Linked DNA regions of Homo sapiens: region 2 is linked to region 1. Evidence: chromatin loops called from intact Hi-C (ENCODE). Cell type or tissue: ascending aorta. All regions are shown on one strand.

Evidence for each region. Peaks named below come from ENCODE experiments on the same cell type or tissue, not always from the same donor. Only the 100,000 strongest peaks of a DNase experiment are listed, where the experiment ranks them.
Region 2: it touches region 1 in a loop (2.2-fold over the local background); 4 of 110 quality-filtered maps call a loop at or near these places.

What each region holds. Positions count from the first base shown.
Region 1 is chr12:19,914,476-19,916,975 of GRCh38, forward strand. No RefSeq gene overlaps it. Among named protein-coding and RNA genes, the nearest start is that of LINC02398, 99 kb to the right of the region's middle. In ascending aorta, a CTCF peak has its summit at 1,408; no DNase peak of the experiment used is centred here; H3K27ac peaks cover 929 bases.
Region 2 is chr12:20,188,146-20,190,645 of GRCh38, forward strand. No RefSeq gene overlaps it. Among named protein-coding and RNA genes, the nearest start is that of LINC02468, 61 kb to the left of the region's middle. In ascending aorta, no CTCF peak of the experiment used is centred here; a DNase peak (open chromatin) is centred at 1,234.

The DNA of each region.
Region 1 (2,500 bases):
AATTTTATGCTTTCCTAACTCATTTTATGTATGTTAATTTACATATTATGCACAAAAAAATAAAAAAAAACTCCTATCACGTGTCTTCATTTTTGTTCCAGAACTGTGGGCACGTTATGTATGCCAGCAAAAGGGAATTCAAGTAACCAGATTAGAAAGGTAATTAAGAATGCAGTTGAGCAAGATACTCAGTCCCCAGTCCTATGCTGGAGTAAGGTATGGTAGAGAGAGAGAAGAGAGGTGGGCAATAATTGTAAGTTCAGTATCAGAAATAGTGGGTTTTGGAGAGGAAGGAGTTTTCGAATGTCTGATAGGAAGCAGCCATTTATCAGCTTATTTGACCCTAGACATGTCAATTAAACTCTTTAGGTTTCAGTTCTTTTTCCTTGTGGATGAAAGGACTAAACCCCATTAGAAATACTTTCCTGCTCTATGATACTTTGATTCTTACTTTCTCCGTAATGGTGGGAAAACAAGAAAGAATAATCTGAGAAAAAAAGGATAGGAAAAAGATAACAATTATTAAAGATAGAGAGATGCAAAAAAGAGACATGATTGCTGGTTATGAAAGGAAAAATATTTTAAAAAGTAAGAATTTAGGTCTTCATTCATCCCCCTCTGAGTTTCTTGAACAAATATTTATACAGTGCTAGTCAATACTTACGTAGCACTGACTACATGCCGTTTTAAGGGCTTTATAAATATTAACTCATTCAACAAGAATATAAGTTTTACTATTATTCCTATTTCATTGCTGAGGAAATAGGCACAGAGAGTTTAAGTAACTTAATCCAGGTCACATAGCTGGTAAGGGCCAGAGCTGGATTTCAAACCCAGGCAGTCTGGATCCAGAGTTCATGCTCTTGTAATGCTGATTTTACTGTTAGAATTTGCCATACATTTTCCTCAGTGAAAACCCCCACATCAAAGACAAAAACTTATTGAACTGTAACAAGTATAATAAATCACTCCAGACATATTTAGGCTAACACATACCCTATTTGTTTCTGTGTAATTACACTTTCTCAAGAGCCTGCCACAATTGGTATCACTGTTTTCTTATGAACTCTTCAAGCAAGACTAATGCAAAAGGGAGAGGATTGTTCTTTGTTCAGCTGCAAACCAGGTGGCACAAAGCACAGAGAAGAAAGCCAGGCTCCAGAGAACGTGTGAAGGCAACCAACTCTCAGAGACACTTGCATAATTAGTCAGAAAGCATTTTCCTTCAAATGACTGCAATTTTTAAAAGCGCTATCCCATTTTTCTCCCATCACCCTAATTAAAAAAAGACAACAAAAAACATACAAAAAAACCTTCCCCAAAGCAAGACTACTAAAATAAAATGGTCTGGCTGTGAGCAAACATTTGAAGCTTAAGTGTTATGTTGACCTTGTACTGCAGGAGGCAGCATCTCATTAATAAAACAATGACCATGTGTTTTTGTTGTTGTCCTTGAGGTTCTTTTTATGTTTGTTTCAGTATTGTGAATAGGACTGTGATTGTCTCATTCTCTAATATGCTTGATTTCTATTCAGAAAGTAAACAACTGAAAGGTTTTGTAAAGGGGTTAGAACCAGTGATTGTTGCTGATTTACTTCTGTGAAATTGAGTCCCTTTCCTTTTCTATTGTTTGTCTACTGTTAAATTTAATTTCTTGTGCTCACAATTAAAGTTTAAAATATTAGAGTCGGAGGAAGCTAGGAGATCATTTCTCTTGATTTAATTCTCTGATTTTACAGATATGGAAACAAGATCAGAGTGGTTAAATGGCTTGTCCAAGACAGCTAGTGGCATAGCCAGGACTGGCTTTTCCACTGCAGGTTCTGTGCTCATACCAAGCTTCATTGTTTGATCAGTCTGGAGTTGAGCCTCTGTAACACCCTCTTTTCTTTTTCCCAACCAAACACATCCTTCTTCCACCTCATATCCCTTTATTTTCTTTCATCCAATCCAATTTATTTTAGTAGGAGATTAACAATGAGTACCTGTGAAGTTAATGTTGATGTCTAGAGGGTAATTCAAACTTGCTGAACTTCAAGCAATGAAATGTCTTGGGAGCCATCCATCAGAGGTGCTTTGAGGCTATGCTTGCAGAGAGAGAAGTCCCGACTGCTGGAAGCTAGGGCTTCCTTTATTCCAGGGTATTGCAGTGATGTCAGTGTGTGTTAGAACTTAGCATTGTGCCTCTGGTCCTGCTGCACTGACTCTCCCCTCCCCCCATCATCTTTTTATATTTTATTTAAATATGCATGAATTTCTATTAAAGTCTCTCTTCTTTCTTAAGAATTAAAATTGGTATCTCAGGATAGAATCTGTACTCTCCCACTCCCTAGAACCCCAAAGCGTTCCTGGATTTTCCTGTATTTGCTTCTTTCCAAAAAAAAAAAAAATCTTGCATTTTGCCCATCAAATTTCATTTACAACACCCCGGTCCATAGTAATATTTCCTTCCTTTACCCTAGAACATCTGTATTGATAGCTCTTGTCTTACTATTGTTAA
Region 2 (2,500 bases), 270 kb after region 1:
CTCCACCCCTGCCTTTAATTTTCACTCTCATATGAACCAGTAAGAAATATTCCCTTTCTCTCTGGCCTCCAAGCAGATGCCCTTACTCATTTCTGCATTTTCTACAAGCATAGATATAGCATTATACTCAAACTCCTACTGCTCTGAAGTCTCATTATCTTCCTGGCTGCACTCATCACGTCTAATGTGGAACTGCTCTTGCATAGTACATTGATAGATGGGCCAGACACTGAGATGGCATTTAGGGTGCAAGATTGCATAAGAGATCAATGCCAGGGAAGGAAGGGTAAAGAACTAGAGTTGGGCAGAGAAGCTGAACTCCAGTACAGGCCTAACAAAGCCTCTGTCAGCCCGGTAAGGAACTCTGAAATAAGTATTTACCACTGGAGTATGCTTTAAGATGGCAAGGCCGATATATCCAACCTCAATCCATGACTAAGTGTGGAAGATCCTGGGAAAAACTATACGCCGGCAAGACAACTCTCTTCAGCTGGGGATAATTACAAAGGAACTGCAGCTGAAGACTGTCTGCTGCTCACACTCTCTTCAGGAGAACAAAAAGAACTTTCGTGAAGGGGAATTTGGGGAGTAGATCTGTGTCTCCCACAGTCAACCCTTGTGCTGCTCAAACCTCCTTCTCCACAGAAGTAAGTTGATGTTACAGCTAATGTTTTCTAGTCTTTTTCCTTTCCTCTCATGTTCTTAAACAACTAGCCAGGACATGCATCACTGCCTATGAGCCTATATATCCTAACCAGATTCAGTGCCCCTCCTGGTTCACAACCAGTGAAAGTTTAAACAGTCAGATTGCTAACTTGTGCCAGGGGCTGTCTGTGTTCCATTACTGTCAAAATGGGCTCCTCATTGTCAATCAGGTAATGAATGATCAGCTCCCAAATTCCATCTTATCAATTGCTTGTTGGGCCATTGCTAGTACCAATGATCACAGGTTGCTGTCTCTAGAAGCAGACACTGAGACAGAGAGTTCAAAGGGCAAGTTGTTTATCAATAACCATCAGCTGCGATGGGAAGGAATTTGGCAAAGGAAAAAGTCAAACCACAATGCAGAGCTGACAAAACCTTAATCCTGCAAGGAGCTCTTGAATGAATATAGCCAATCAGAGTGTCCCATGTTTGGGCCAAAATAGCGGGCCTTTCTACTCCTGCCTCACTCAGTCACCAGTTGCAGCCTGCTCCTGAGAAAGGCATGACTTTAGATGAGGAAGTCTCTTTCGCTGCGTCCAATTGGGAAGGAGGTGACAGCTGTAGGCTGTTGCTCACCACTCTCCCTTCAGCTGGTCAGTAAGTCCTTGAAAAGAATTCTGGTTCTTTGTACTTGTTTCTACTGCAGTTGTGCTGGGGCACAGAGGAGAAAGGAATGTTTGGTGAAGATGGTACAGATAAGATTTGTTTTTCATGAATTCAAAGTTCAAGAGGGTAATATCAAGGACCTGGGAAAAGGAACGGAGTGAAAATTTGAGTCAGAAAAAGAAAATCCAGAACATTATGGGTGTTAGAACACAGGAGAAGATAGAAGTTTTCCGTTTGGAAGATGATGAGAAAAGTAGAAATAAGGGGTATCGTTCACTTACACATTTCTAAGCCATTTGGCCCCATGATTTTAATTGCAGCTGTAAAGAGAGGTGAGACAGTTGTTTGTGGAGTTAGACCTATTTGCTCCTGATCTAAAAAAACTAAATGGCAGCAATGAGCAGCTGCAAATGAGCCAGTAATTCTGGGTCCTGCATGGATATTTAAACTGAGGGCACGGTGTTAATGTTTCTGTGTCCGTATTTTAATCCTCTTAGCTGACTTGGGAGACTTAAGTCTGAGACTTAACAGAGCCTGTCAGAGCTGATGGGATAATGTAGAGCAGATTTGCCATTCTCACATACAAGGGATGCCAGTTCTCTAGAGCCTTAATTTTAACACAGAGCTTAACATCCCTTAGGTCAGCCACTAATTCATCAGAATTAAGAGGAATGAACAGGTGCAATTTTCTTTGTAGTAAAAAAGTTAATAATAAAACTGTTAGTGTGCACTGTATGCAGAAATTGAGACCACTTGGATATTTGCCATGTGGCTTGTAGCCTCAAAAAAGTATTTTTTATTTTTATATCAAATATCACTTATATATATGTCTATACTTTCAAAAGAAAAATAGTATACTGCTCTATGAAGTTGTTTTCATTGAACAATAGGTAAATTACATCTTTCTATGTCAATGAATATATGACTAAATTATGACCACTTATATTTCATTGATGACCACTTGTATTTCATTATACAGTTTTGTCATAATGCGTTTAGGAAGTCCTCTGCATTTAAACATGTTATATTTTTTGTTTTTGTATTTTAAAAAAAAGGTCTCCAGTGACTCTTTTAGTCCCTTTATGCCTGTGGACTTATACAATTATTTCTTTACATTAAATATCTAGAAGTTGAATAGCTGAGTCAAAGTATCTAAATACATGTTAAAAGTTACCCAGTTGCTCTCCAG